Linked DNA regions of Homo sapiens: region 1 is linked to region 2. The links are chromatin loops, found by intact Hi-C in ENCODE. Cell type or tissue: Caco-2. All regions are shown on one strand.

Region 1 (8,000 bases), 130 kb before region 2:
CAGCCTGGGTGACAGAGTGAGACTCTGTCAAAGACAAACAAACAAAAAAGTACAATTTCTTATTATTGAAACACAGTCTTACAAAAATGACTCAATATATCGATAAATGAAGCAGAAAGGAAAGTCTTTGAATTGAATGAATATTTACAAGCTCGAAGCCACATAATTAGTAGATGAGACCCAATTGACTGATACTGGGTCTAAATCTAAGTTTCCTTTCCAACCTCCTGGGATTTCCGATGAGCCTATTAACACAGAGAAAGCATTTATTGATTTTCCTTTCTTAATCTGCAGTCTGACAATGTCCCAGGCACAACAGATGTGTTCTTTCTTTCTCACATAGAGACTGATTGCTTGTGAATACTCCTTCACAGCCAGGCTGGAGTCCTCCTACTCAAGGTCTCTTTGATTTCCTATACCCAAACAGGTCTCCAGAAATTCTAGCTACTGATCAAGCCCAGTGAGGAATTTCAGTTCTTTGTGCTGAAAACGTTGGAGATCTGCTGGATCATCTCATGAAGAACATTGGTGGCCTGAGCCTTTTGGAATTTGGTGCCATGCGGCTGCTCTAGGGGAAACTTAAAAAACATTCTTGTTCTTCAGACAGGAAGAAAAGAAAGATTCTCCCAATTTGGTGCAGAACTTTGAAGGTCACCTATTTATGGCAGCCCATGGCTCTGGGCTAGGCCACAGCTAAAGCTGCAGAGAGAACTGCAGAATATCATCCTCAGTGTCACTAGGGAAGAGGTTGGCCGGGTCATTGGTGGGATACAGCTGGCTAGGCCATTTGAGTCTTTACCCACCTGTCTCAGCACTTTCTTGTTGTGAGATTCTTACATAACCAGATTAGGGTTTTCAGTTTTTGTACTTATCTCAACTTTATTTCTACTTTGTTCACTTTCTCTTCTATTTATGGGTCTCAGATAATGTCATGACCTCAACACTTCTTTTGTATTATGACAATGGAAATTAAACACACTCAGAAAATGGCAAAACTCTCAATCTAATAGGAAATACCCATCCAAATGAGGCTCAATGTTGAAATAACAACCTATCTGAGTCTCAATCTATGTCTCTTTTAAAATTCTAATAAGTATACTTAGAGGTTTGATCTTGGACATTTTTACTTCTTAAACTGCACTGAAATACATGTTTCCTCACCTCTCTGCATTTCTCTTTTAAGTGGCTAATACACTAGGTTTGATTTCTTCCACCTTTCTTTACAAGAGCCACAGCTTATAATCTGTAGATAACGGTGGCATAAAACTCGAAAACCCAGGGTTAAGTCATCCAGTTGTCTTTGTTCTGTCACTAAAAATGTCTTTACTGCATATATGTGACAGACAATAGGCTTGGCAATTTAGATTAACAGATAAGTAATACAGGATGATGACTACCCTCCATGGATTCAAAGAATGGCATTTAAGACATGATTGTGATTAATTAAACACTAGCATGCTCAGTGCAGCCAAGAGGAAGAACTGAAAGCTAATGAAGAGGGAAATTGGGAGGCAGTAGAAACTGCCACTTTGTGACAACATCTGTGGCTCCTGGGAGCTTAAACAACATCAGATTTTCCTTTCCTCTTCTGCAAAATTGAGACAATTTTAATAGTTGTCACATAGGAAACTGCAAAGATGAAATAAAATAAAGTTTGCAAATTACTGGCTGAGAATCTGAACATGGTAAATGATAGTTACCTTTAATTTCAATGTAATAAATAACATAATCCTGTATAGTCCACATTTAACCAAATCCAGACAAGAGAAGCTTTGATTGCAGCTCCCCTGACATTCCTGAGGTCTAACACGTTGATGTCCCTCAAATTGAAACTCTAGGAAAGGGGACTGTCTGTAAAACTGTGAAGGAGCAGAGCCCAGGTTCCCATTGTCAGAGTAGTGCCTTGCACAGAGGAAAAATTGTACAGCCCCCATGAAGCTTGTTCCAGGGAACCAGTGTCTCAGCAAGTTGCGATAGAAAATGGCTGCTCTGTGAATAGTATAAATAAATAAAATAATCCCTTTACTCAGATTCAGTTAGTTTCAAATCACCATTGATGATTATTTTTAGGCCCAAGTAAAACATATTTTGTAAACCATTTTCCTAGCCTTTACAACTCTCTAACTCAACCCTAAAAAAAAAAAGGTGATTTGAAACTAACTGAATATAGTATTATATAAAGTTACCTATAGATATATACAGAATATACACTTACATATTTATATATACATATTTAAATACAAATAAATAAGTAAATATTGTAATGTATTTAATAACATACAATATATGTTATATGCTATATTGTATATGTGTATATATAACATATCGTATATATGTTATTCTATATAAAGTATATATTGAAGTATATATATTAAAATATATAAATGTATACATATTTTTACACATTATATTTACATATGGATTTTTAAATGTACAAAAACATATATAAGATATATAAATATATATTCTTTTTTTTTTGACAAAAGTCTCACTCTTTTGTTCAGGCTGGACTGCAGTGCTGCTGTCATACCTCACTACATCCTCGAACTCCTGGGCCCAAGTGATCCTCCCACCTTGGCCTCCCAAATAGCTGAGACTATAGGTGTGCACTACCACACCTGGCTAATTTTTTATTTTTTGGTAGAGATGGTGTCTCCTTCTGTTGACCAGGCTGGTAAATCCTGGCCTCAAGCAATCTTCCTGCCTTGGCCTTCCAAAGTACTGGCATTATAGACCTGAGCCACCACGCCAGGCCTATATATTCTTTATGTATATTTAAATACATATGCTTAAATTATGTATACTTATATATTTAATAATATACAAATTTAATATATTTTAATATGTTAAGTATAATATAATAAGCATATATTAAATTATATGAGATTGTAAAAGTATATAATACTTAAAGCTGTATATACTTAAGTATACATAATTATATTTACACATATTAATTACAAAATACATAATCTAAAAATGTAATGTATATTAATATAAGTATATAAACTTATTTTATGTTACATAAAATTTAAGTATATACAAGCATATATATACATATATATATTTCTGGAGGGAGGGGGATTGGAAATGGGACTACCTTGATTTTCAGCCATGGAAAAATCACAATACTTTGCTGATTCTGATGGCTGCCACACTCTCCCTTCCCCCCTACTTACTGGAGGATCCCATTCTTTCATTTCTGTATGACATTAGTTTCCTCCCTCCCCAGCGTAGAAATCCCAGGGTGCTCTCCTCATTCACTCACCATTAACCTGCACTGCCATTCATACAGCTGCTTCCTGTTCCATTGTAATTTCTGGCTGTCAATTTTCCCATAAGAGTACAAAGCCATCAGCTGAAAGCAAAAGTTGAGTGAGAGTTCTAGGTGTTTCAGAAACATCCAAATCACTGGCCTGTTTTTTTTTTTTTTTTTTTTTTTACTTCCCTCCTGGTGAATAGTTTTGGAAAAGAAGGAATATCCCCATTACAATAATGTAACCATCCCTGTGGAAAAAGGAAATAGAATGCAAGATCCATTTTACTCTGGAGGCCGTTGAAATATTTACAGAGGATGAGAGCCACCTACTGGCAAAGACGTGCACCAAGTCTATGGAGGGCAGGCTTTTCTGTTCTGTAAAGAATATGTAACAAACCTGCACGTTGTGCACATGTACCCTAAAACTTAAAGTATGATAATAAGAAAATAAAAATAAAAAAATAAAAAATAAGAAAAAGAATTCTGTTCCCTTGAAGGAGATTTTCGTTCATTTGTAAAAGGCCATCTTTCTCGGAAAGAATTAACCCTAATATTGGAAGAAGCCCATTTTCTTAGCTTTTGTATCACAGAGAGAGAAAACACTCCCAGATTCAGGAAGCACATGTTCTTTGAACAATGGGCAGCTATGTGGAGAGAGAAAGGGTCAGAACGTGTCCCTTGCCTCCAGCCTCTTGACTTGTCCCTCCCTCTATGTTTTGTGCTAGACTGGGAATCAGTACAACCTGCCAATGTAGGTGTAGAACTACAAGGGAAATCAAGAAAAATCTCCTGGTTAAGGTACATTAGCTCTTTCTTAACAGTAAGTTGCTAATTTTACACATTCACTCCTTAGGTCATGTCCCAACTTTATAATTAAAACATTTTCTGTTATTTTCAATGATGAGTCAACTTGCATCCCTTGTGCTTTTTACTCAGTAGTAAAAGAGAGCAAAGACATTTGTAAAGGAATCAGAGGATACAATTCTTGCCAAATGATATCAAGAGAAGGTATCTATTTGTGTAGAATTTGGGAAGTATTAAAGTGATCTGCAAATAGTGTAATTGAAGAAGTTAATCAGGAGTGTGTGTGAGAATTACTTAGATAGTAGGAAGAGGCTTCAATTTAGGAGGAATTTCTTATTCTTTGCTCAGGTTACAGACCCAACCTTCAGATTGCACTTTTCAAATGGGAGAGGAGAGAAACTGGGAAATGGGAGAGGAGAGAAACTGGGAAATTCAGTTATATTTCACAATATGTCTCTTGTCTCTTTCTTTTACCACTGAATGTGGGGTACTCAGTTTAGGAGCAGGGGAAAATATTAAAAAGTTTAATATACCTGGTTCTCTCTCTTCCTTTCTCTGTTTGTATGATTGTTTAACGACTTTCAAATATTAAGTCTCCTTTAATTCTTGGTTATTTTCTATACTGCTTATTTCTTTAATGTGATTTTCCTTTTTGTTGCTTGTCATTTCAGTGGGCAAAAATTGTACGCATATTATCATCTTACCCTGAAAAATCTCTGTGGCTATACCCTGATCATATTCAGAAGTTAATTTTTTATATATTCTAAAGTATTGGAGAACTGAGGTGAAGTGGTGGCTGAGCTGGCAGCAAGGGGCATTGTCATAACCTGCCTCACACAGTTCCCTGCCTGTGCAGTGCCCCTGGAGAAGGACACATAAAACCTTGTTTCTGCCCTGAATCCCTTGGAGGAGATACAGGAAGTCGTGGCACAGTGCCACCTGGAGACAGCTAGGTTTTGTGAGATCAAGGATCCAAAATGAATATGGTCATGCCTGGACTCTCCCTGCCTGGCAAGTTCAGTACTGCAAAGGTTAAGTACTTGAAGTTAAATACTGCTAGGCACAAAAACATAGTCAATAGAGAGAATCTTTCCCACGTGATTATACCCAACGTGTTGGTAAAGAATGCAGAAGTTCATCTGTGCCCCTGTTCAGGTGCTTCTATGTTCTGATTCCTCTAGGAAGAGACTACACTAGGCTCAGGACTCTCATTTGTTGAAAAAAGCAGAGCCCACATTATGAAACATGAAGAAGAAAAGGCAAGCAGCAGCTTTAGAACTTGGAAGGAAGAGAGAGATACTTAACACATTGACTGGAAGAGCGGCAGGTCCTCAGGAGATGGAGCAATACAAATGGGAGCACTGAATCAACTACTTAAGATTATTCTGATCAGAGAGAAGATTAAAGTGGATGCTGAAACCACAGAGTGTTCCCATGGAGACATGGCCAACGTCAGTGTCCCCACCATGGATAACACTGATACCACAGCAGCCTGAGAGTATTGGAAGGGACAAGGGTTACTCCAGTGTCCGTTGCAAACTTCTGTTTCCTCCCTAGGACCCAGCAAGTCATCAGAGTGCAGGGAAAGTTAGGCATAGGGCCAATGCAATCCGAGGCATGTCATAATTCGGGTCATAATGCAGCCTGATTTAAAGATAAAACAAATGAAACAACAATTAAACAAAAAGGATACAGCAGTTATTTGAGTAGAATTAACAGTAACTGGGTCAGAGACATCCCAGCAGGACTGATATAAGGTAATGTTTGTTTTGAAAAATCACAGTTTCTAATGACAGCGAAGATCTTTGCCAAAATGTACTAGTTTATTTATTTAACTTAGTTATTTGGAAAGAGGACGTTGGTCGGTCAATTCTCCTTTAGCTTTTTTTCCAGTGGGTGCATTCTGCACTCAGTTGGCACAGTTAAAGTTAGAATTTGGACACTTTCTGAGGATGAGGGTCCAAAAAACAAGAAAAGTACATCCTTCATTTCTGACAAAATAATAATGCTTTTATCATTTTATCAATTAATGCTGATTTTAGTGATATATTTATTTCATTGCTACAGTTTTATTTTATGATTTGTAATTGTATGGGGTTAGAAATTAAGTAAAATCAACCACAGTAGGCAGCTGGGCTGAGTGTAGAGGTAAAGCCAAATTCTCCTTGGTAAGAAGCTCTTCAAAACCTTTCACTTCTGTGCAGGAAGTGCATAATATTCTCTCATCTTGGTCATATAAAAGGTCTTTTCAGCGCTCAAAATTCAACTATTGGATGGAAAGACAGAAAAGAGATTCTTCTCTGGACTCTATCAGTACACAAGATGAATGTCGGTCTGGGCTGGAGGTGAGAAACAGTGTTGTCATCATTTGGAATAAAAACAACAGGCTGGACAGAAGAAGGTCTCTTGTGGAATTAGTGAGGTCCTGAAGGAGATAAGACAGGCCTGATATGGTTGTACCATCAGTAGAATAAAAATTGCTGGGTGCTTTCTGTATATTCTTAAGCTCACAAAAAAGCTCAAGAGTTAAAAATAAATAAGATTCCAAGGGTCTACAACTGATAGATTAATAGTTATTTTACCATATTTTATTGCAGAAATCATTCATTAAACTTTAGACTTTGTTTTTCAGTTGGGAGGAAAAATCCACTCCCTTTTAACTTTTTAAACAATGTTCTACTTAGAATTTAGTCAGTAAGTTCCATTGACTTGTAACACATACCTGTTGCCTTTGTTCATATCTATTCTTCACTTGTCTAACAGACCCTTTCACACAAGCCAATTATCTCAAGTCCCCATAAGGTTTTCACGTTTCATTATTGGCATGTTCAGAATAGTTTATCCCTCCAGATTGTTATTCTTCTCCAAAGTGTTATATAATGAGTGTAATACAAATAGGTTTATTGAAAGAATCAAATTGATTTTTTAAAGTTTCAATTTTTTCATTTTTATATTTTTAATTGACAAATAATAATTGTATATATTCATGGACTATATAGTGATGCTTCAATGCTGATAATAGTGATCAGATCAGAGTAATTAGCATATCCATCATTTCAAACATTTATCATTTCTTTGTGTTGGGAACAGTCACTGTCCTCCTTCTAGCTAATAATATATAATATATTACTGCTACAGTGGTATAAAATACTAGACCTTAGCCTCTTACATAGCTGTAATTTTGTATCCTTTAACAAATCTCCCCCTGTCCATCCCATCCTCCTACCCCTCCCAGGCTACAGTATCCTCTGTTCTACTTTTACTTCTATTAGATCAACGTTTCTTTAGCTTCCAAGTAAGAGTGAAAACATGCAGTATTTAATTTTCTGTTCCTGGCTCATTTCTCTAAACATAATGTCCGCCAGTTCCATCCATGTTGCCACAAATGACAGGATTTTATTCCTTTTTATAGCTAAATAATATTCCATTGTGCAAATATACCACATTTTCTTTATCAATTTATTTGTTGTTGGGGAATAGATTCCATGTCTTGGCTATTGGAAATAATGTTGCAATAAACATAAGGGTGCAGATGCCTCTTAGATATAATGATTTCCTTTTCTTTGGATAAATGCCTAGTACCGGGATTGCTGCAACATACGGATGTTCTATTTGTAGTTTTTTAAAGAACCTCCACACTGTTCTCCATAGTGGCTGTACTAGTTAACATTCCAACCAATATTGTGTAATAGTTTCATTTTCTCCACATCCATGCCAGCATTTGTTATTTTTTGTTTTTTGTTTTGAAAATAGCCATTCTAACTGAGGTGGGATGATAATTCATTGTGATTTCAATTTGCATTTCCATGATGATAGTGATGTTGATCAGTTTTTCACATATTTGTTGGTCATTTCTATGTCTTCTTTTGAGAAATGTCTGTTCAGATCATTTGCCCATTGCATAATCAGATTATTATTATTATTATTTTGCTTTGAGATG
Region 2 (8,000 bases):
ACTTCTTCTAAGGGTACGAAAATTAGTTCTCGTAGTGTAAACAAATCTGACATATTACAATAGTTTGTGACTCTCCAACAATTCTATCCAACAAAATTTCATTGCTTAATATATATCTTTCTCATTGGGTTTTTTTGTGTATGATATGAGAAGCACTGGTATTGAGTTCATGAAGATAAACAAAATATTTGTAAGACCAGTGTTACAAACCTATGGCAAATAGATGACTGTGATTGGAGGACTTTTTGTCCATTTTTTGCTGGATCTTAAGGTCTTATCACAATATGTGGCTTTAACCTGCATATCTTTGGGCTGCCATTGACTATCTTATGGTTCTTACTTATGTTTGATCCTCAGTTCTTCAAGATGTTTTGTAGACTTTGAGAATTCAATGCAAATAGCTTATATTATATGATTTATTTCTAGTAAAGTTATTCAACACATCAATATTTATGTCAAGTGCTGAAAAGAAAAAAGTGTTGGCAACATCTGGATGAATACTGCAGCTGGTGAAGTTTACAAATTATTTTGTCATATAAAGCAAAATTCAAAGCTTCATACACTAAGAGAAAAATTTTAAAAAATTATTCATTCATATTTTTAGGAGTTTTGAATGATTGGATATGTAATTATATTCATATTATTAATGTGTATCTATATAGATTTTTATTTTGCATATGTACTTTGATACAAAATTTACATGAACAAATTACACTAAAAGTTATTCCACAAATATACTTATCAAATTAAGTTAAATGTCAATAGCTTTTAAACTTAAATTTTAGTTTAACTTTTCTGTCATTCTTTACTTTGAATAAAAAGAGCAAACTTTGTAGTTTTTATCTGTGAAGTAGAGGTATACGTAATATACATAAATAGATATGCCAAATCTGTGTTATTAAAATTTCATGAAGATTTCAATTAGAAAAAAATACCATAAAAGCCTTTGAGTGCAGGTGAAAAATAGGCAATGATGAAAAAAAATGAAAAACTTTTTAAACACATGTAGAGAGTGCATAAAGAAAGCAAAAACAGAGATAGAAAGTACAACTAGGGAATTTAGAAAATGGAAATTAGTATGTTCACTATTTAAGACCTATGCACAGAGCAAAGTCTTCAGAAAACCTAGAGGCCGAAGTTCAAGGTTATCCATCTCAAGTAGCCTAGCAATATTTGCAACATCCCAATGGCCCTGTCCTTTTCTTTACTGATGGCCGTGCTGGTGCTCAGCTACAAATCCATCTGTTCTCTGGGCTGTGATCTGCCTCAGACCCACAGCCTGGGTAATAGGAGGGCCTTGATACTCCTGGCACAAATGGGAAGAATCTCTCATTTCTCCTGCCTGAAGGACAGACATGATTTCGGATTCCCCGAGGAGGAGTTTGATGGCCACCAGTTCCAGAAGGCTCAAGCCATCTCTGTCCTCCATGAGATGATCCAGCAGACCTTCAATCTCTTCAGCACAGAGGACTCATCTGCTGCTTGGGAACAGAGCCTCCTAGAAAAATTTTCCACTGAACTTTACCAGCAACTGAATGACCTGGAAGCATGTGTGATACAGGAGGTTGGGGTGGAAGAGACTCCCCTGATGAATGAGGACTCCATCCTGGCTGTGAGGAAATACTTCCAAAGAATCACTCTTTATCTAACAGAGAAGAAATACAGCCCTTGTGCCTGGGAGGTTGTCAGAGCAGAAATCATGAGATCCCTCTCGTTTTCAACAAACTTGCAAAAAAGATTAAGGAGGAAGGATTGAAACCTGGTTCAACATGGAAATGATCCTGATTGACTAATACATTATCTCACACTTTCATGAGTTCTTCCATTTCAAAGACTCACTTCTATAACCACCACGAGTTGAATCAAAATTTTCAAATGTTTTCAGCAGTGTGAAGAAGCTTGGTGTATACCTGTGCAGGCACTAGTCCTTTACAGATGACAATGCTGATGTCTCTGTTCATCTATTTATTTAAATATTTATTTATTTTTAAAATTTAAATTATTTTTTATGTGATATCATGAGTACCTTTACATTGTGGTGAATGTAACAATATATGTTCTTCATATTTAGCCAATATATTAATTTCCTTTTTCATTAAATTTTTACTATACAAAATTTCTTGTGTTTGTTTATTCCTTAAGATAAAATGCCAAGGCTGACTTTACAACCTGACTTAAAAATAGATGATTTAATTAAGTTACCTATCATAATTTTATTCAAGTTATAAAAAAACATATTTTTCTGTACCTGGTTATATGTTGCCTTCAGGATATAAATGTGAACATAAAATATACAGTCCCTCTTCTCTTGTATCTTTTATTTTTGTCAGGAAAGAAATCTAAAAACAATAATAATGCTGAATTAATATCAGTGATGCTAACTGCTATAATGTGAGGAAGTAAAAAAACAATGAATTCCTCTTAGCAGAATGTAGATTGAGACATATCTGGAAATAAAAGCACAGATATTCTCTGTAAACTGACTTCAACATGTAATTGAAAATGTACATTGCAAGTCAGATATGTGAATTTGCAGTTTCCAAGGAATACAATATCTGGACATTCATAACTGGCAATGGAAAGGCCTAAAATGAAGGCTGTCATGTGGGGAGGAAGTGGAGAGGGAAAAAAAGACTTAAACTGGATTCTGAGGACCTTCCACCATTAAAGTGTGGGAACAGAAGAGACACAAAGAAAACAGAGGTGGAATACCTTAACTTTAGAAGGATGAGAGGGAATGGTGATAAAAGTTGATTTAGAAAATAAATGTGCTTAGAAAAAGAATCAATAGACTTATGGAAAATGTGAATTAAAACTGAGCACTATAGCAAGAAAATAGAGGGCAATGCAGAGCTTACTGAGAGCTGGATTGATAGAATTAATCAGCAGAAGCCATACTGCGGTAAGTAGAAGAGTGAATCAAAAAAGAAAAATCAAGATAACACATATAGAAAATTGTGAGATATCTGCCTTTGCAATGGAGGGAAGTAATAAGTTGGTACACCCAAAAATGTGGATTATCTTTTATCTGCATAGTGTTTCCTTTTTGAAAATACATGTCAATGAATAAATTTCATAAATGTGATGCACTGGTAAATCATATTAATACATTTAATATTTTATATATTAAACACATAAAATATAAAATTTACAATAGTAATTGATCATTATTTTGATTAATATTCCGTTAAATGTCAGTAAAAACTGACACATTTGTTTCATAAAATAAAATCAGAAACTGGAAAAGAGAATCTCTTTCTCAATACTTTAGGAATGGGGAAGGGATTCCTTATTTAATAAATGGTGCTGGGAAAACTGGAAAACCATATGCAGGAAACTGACACTGGACCCCTTCCTTACACCTTATACAAAAATTAACTCAAGACTGATTAAACACTTAAATGTAAATCCCAAAACCATAAAAACCCTAGAGGAAAATGTAGGCAATAGCATTCAGGACATTGGCATGGGCAAAGATTTTATGATGAAATTGCCAAAAGCAACTGCAACCAAAGCTAAAATTGACAAATGGCATCTAATTAAAGAGCTTCTGCACAGCAAAAGAAACTATCAATCATCAGGGTGAACAGGCAACTTACAGAATGGGAGAAAATTTTTGCCGTCTACCCAATTGACAGAGGTCTAATATCCAGAATGTACAAAGAACTTAAACAAATTCACACAAAAAAAAAGCCCCATCGAAAAGTGGGCAAAGGACATGAACAGACACTTCTCAAAAGCAGACGTTTATGCGGCCAATAAACATGAAAAAAGCTCAACATCACCGATCATTAGAGAAATGCAAATCAAAACCGCAATGAGATACCATCTCATGCCACTCAGAAGGGTGATTACTAAAAAGTCAGGAAACAACAGATGCTGGTGAAGCTGTGGAAAAACAGGAAAGCTTTTACACTGTTGGTGGGAATGTAAATTAGTTCAACCATTGTGGAAGACAGTGTGGCGATTCATCAAGGATCTAGAACCAGAAATACCATTTGACCCAGCAATCCCATTCCTGAGTATATACCCAAAGGAATATAAATCATTCTATTATAAAAATACATGCAGGTGTATGTTTATTACAACACTATTTACAATAGCAAAGACAGGAAACCAACCCAAATGCCCATCAGTGACAGACTGGATTAAAAAAAAATTTGTGCTTAAAACCTAGGTGACGAGTTGATAGGTGCAGCAAACCACTATGGCACACATATACCTAGGTAACAAATCTTCACGGTCTGCACATGTATTCCGGAACTTAAAGCAAAATCAAAAAAAAAGAAAGTAAGAGAGAGAAAGAGAAAGAAAGAAAGAGAAAGAAAGAAGGAAGGAAGGAAGGAAGGAAGGAAGGAAGGAAGGAAGGAAGGAAGGAAGGAAGGAAGGAAGGAAAGGAAGGAAGGAAGGAAGGAAGGAAGAAAGAAAGAAAGAAAGAAAGAAAGAAAGAAAGAAAGAGAGAGAGAAAGAAAGAGAGAAAGAAAGAAAGGAGAGAAAGAAAAAGGAAGGAAGGAAGGAAAGAAAAGAAAGACAAAGAAAGGAAGGAGAGAGAGAGAAAGTTGGTCAAAATCAGCTGAAAATACAACATGAACCAAGGAAATTCAGATAGCAGGAGATAGTTGTGTATAATTGAGGAAAAAAGGAGATTAATAATTATTAAGGAAATCTCAATACAAAATTTACACACCAGGTATAAATAACAATAAATTATTTTACATTGAAATTCCATTCTGCTTGCATATATTTTTTTAGGCAGCCTAAAACAACAGAATTCTGTCATGAATTCTAGAGAGGCTGAAAAATTGTCTCACCTCATTTCAAAGTCCTATTTATATTCAGTCAGGAATGGTGGCTTGTATAAATACCTGTCAGAGGAGCAGCATCTAGATTGAAGTGCAGAATACACGTGTCGATGGTTAACTGATTCTGGCACCTGGAACATTTGTTTCCTGGCTCTCAGAATCCCAGAGTACACTCCCATATGAAGTTAGTCTACTAAACTTAAGTAAAATATACATCTTTGCTGGTTCTGAGAGCTGACACACTTTCCCCTTTCCTCCCTGCTTTTCTGTGTCCCGTTTTTCACTCCCATATCACATTAGTTTCCTTCCTCTTCCTCTAGAAATGCACACTGTGCTCTCTTCTTCACTCATCATTAGCCTGCACTGCCTCTTCATACAGCTGTTTTCAGTTCTCTTGTGGGTTTTACCCATCACTTTCCCCTTAAGAGCACAAAATCACAAATTAAAGCAGAAGGCCAGTGAAAGTTCTACGTTTTTCAGAAGCTCTTTTATAAAATACTTTTTCCTTTCTTATGATGAATATTTCTGTAAAAGACGGAATGTCACTGTTACAATGACATAACAGTAGCTTAGCAAAAAAGGAAATAAAAGGCAGACTCCATTTGACTTTGAGACTATTACAACATTTACAGGGAAAGAGAGCCCCCAACTGGTCAAAGTGCACCAAGACAGCAGCCAAGTCTGTGGAGAGCAGGTTGTGAATGCAGAAGTAGGCCTGCTGGCAGGAGATTTATCTTCATAGCTAAAAAGAGGCTCTTCCCAAGAAAGAACTATCACAGTACTGGAATTAGCCCATTTCCTTAACTTTTGTATCTTAGACAGAGAAAATACTCCCAGCTTCAGGCATGACATGTCTTGGGGCAATGGACAGCTATGGGGAAAGAGAAAGGTTCAGGATATGTCCCTTTCCTCCAGCCTGCCCAGCCTCCCCGGGACCTCCTAACTTATCCCTTCCTCTATGGATTGTGCTAGACTAGGAATCAGAACAGCTGGTCAATCTGGGTGTAGAACTTCAAGGGACTTTGACTTTTGGTCTCTCTATCAAGGTTGTGGTAGTTTTCATAGATGATATCCTGAAATACATTTTCCAAGTTGTTTGTTTTCTCCCTGTCTCTTTAAAGGATGCAAGTGATTCCTAGATTTGGCCTGTTTATACCATCCCCTATTTCTTGGATGTTTTGTTCATTGCTCTTCATTCTTTTTTCTTTATTTTTGTCTGACTGTCTTATTTCAGAGAGCCAGTCTTCAAGACCTGAGATTCTGTCCTCAGCTTGGTCTATTCTGCTGTTAATACTTGTGATTGCATTGTGAAATTCTTGTAGTGTGTACATCTACTAGTTCTGTTAGGTTCTTTTTCATACTGGTTATTTTGTCTGTCAGCTCCTCTCTCCTTTGATTGTGATTCTTAGTTTCCTTGGTTTAGGTTTTACTGTTTTCCTGAATCTCAGTGAAATTCCTTTCTGTCCATATTCTGAATTATATTTCTGTCATTTTAGCTAACTCATTTTGGTTAAGAACCCTTGCTGGAGAACTAGTGTGATTATTTGGAGGACATAAGATGCTCTGTCCATTTCAGTTACCATAGTTCTTCCATTGGTTCTTTCTCATCTCTGCATATGGGAGTGTAGCTTGAGTCCAATCAATAAATTGACTTTGGTTCTGGCTGTGTTCACAGGGCTGCAGCTTTGTGTAGGGTCTTTATTTGTAGCTGACTTGTCTTTGGTTTAATGAGGGTATGTTAGTGAGATTTTTTTAGTGTTGAAGCTTTGGGCATGACCTAGTAGGTGACTCTTAGGTGCAGTGGTCAGTTGTCAGGCTCTTGCTCAGTCATGTGGCTCCCATACATTTCCTCATGGTTGCAGCCTGCTCCGTCTCAATGCTATGAAAGTGTGGGCTCCTCTCCCACTTGACTGCTGACTGTAGCTTTTGTCTTGGCACTACCAGGCTGCACACAACAGTTCTGGGGTGATCTCAGGGTTAATGTTTTCTCCTCACCTTGGAGGCATGGAAGGAAGAGACCTTAGTAGTAGTTTTAACTGAGGGTCTTTTGCTTGTCTCCTGGGGGCTCCACCCCAGAGATGCAGGTGAGCAATCATTCAGTGCTTTCAGCCTGGAATGGGGGTGTCTGTGCTGTGGGCCCAAGACAGGGGTTCCCTGCCTGGTGATGTGACGGGTGGGTGGTTGACCAATGGGAGACAGACTGGCCTCTTCTCTTGGGTTGACTGCAGCTTGTTGGAGGTATGGATAAGGCACTTGGGGTCTCTGCTCCTTCATAAGTTCCAAGGTAGCTGGGGTAGTACCACTGCAGAGGCAGTGGTAGACAGGCTTTCTGTTGCCCCTGGGGTCTCCACCTTCTAGAAATGTGAAGCCATGTTAATGGGAGTGTTTAGCCAGAGGGGTGGGGTGGCTGCACTGCTGGTGTAAGCTTGGGGCTTCACATTTTGGGAAACAGAAGGCGACAATCTTACCAGGAGTAGAGACTATTCTCCTCACCATATGGTAACTGCAGCGTGTTTTAAGTTCAGGTGACTGTGGCGTGCTGTAAGCTTGTAAACAAAGAGCTTCAGACTCTTTGTTTCTTCCCCAGACCCAAGGCAGCATGGATAAAACTGCTGCTGTGGCAGTGGCAGAGGTAGGATGGCTCTGGGAGCCTCTCCCCAGGGAAACTCCAGGCAACTACCAGTGGATGTGCTCAGCCATGTGTAGGGTGACTGTTTTGCAGTCATGGGCTGGGGGCCCTGCCTCCTGAAGAATAGGGATGGGGATTCTCAGGGAAGAGGGGCTGGACTCCTCTTCATACAGTGGCTATGATGTGCTGGAGGTGAGAGTGTAGTGACTAGGCCCTTTGTTCCTTCCCCAGCCAGAGGGCTGCTGGGGCTGTCCCACTGCAACAGTAGTGGTGGATGGGTTGTGGGTTGACTGTGGGATTTCTTCCTTGGAGAAATGCTGGACTGCCTGATTGAGGAGATGAGGCAGGGGAAGGGTGCCTGTGCTGGAGACTCTGGTCAGGTGGCCCTGCACATTGTGGCGAGGTGACAACCAGGAACAGCATGGAGAACAGTCTGTCCACTCTTCTGTGAGTTAGTTGCTCTGTGCTAGGGATCTGGACCAGCCACTGTTCCCTGCAAACTCTCCAGAGTCTGGAGACAGCAAGGGCAAGAGCTGTGAGATAGCAAAGATGGAAACCCACCCTTCTCA

What was found. Hi-C counts contacts between places; a loop is a spot of excess contacts. Peaks named below come from ENCODE experiments on the same cell type or tissue, not always from the same donor. Only the 100,000 strongest peaks of a DNase experiment are listed, where the experiment ranks them.
Region 1: it touches region 2 in a loop (2.8-fold over the local background); 6 of 110 quality-filtered maps call a loop at or near these places.

Annotation. Positions count from the first base shown.
Region 1 is chr9:21,314,061-21,322,060 of GRCh38, reverse strand. The region is part of intron 2 of LOC107987053 (a long non-coding RNA gene); the gene reads right to left. It also overlaps the pseudogene IFNA20P. Among named protein-coding and RNA genes, the nearest start is that of IFNA5, 13 kb to the right of the region's middle. In Caco-2, CTCF peaks have their summits at 3,390 and 3,605 (motif pointing left); no DNase peak of the experiment used is centred here.
Region 2 is chr9:21,180,718-21,188,717 of GRCh38, reverse strand. IFNA4 (interferon alpha 4) reads left to right here and starts at 1,131. Exons shown (of 1, transcript NM_021068.4): 1 at 1,131-2,100. The coding sequence starts at 1,187. The coding sequence ends at 1,756. RefSeq lists an enhancer at 5,426-5,475. In Caco-2, no CTCF peak of the experiment used is centred here; no DNase peak of the experiment used is centred here.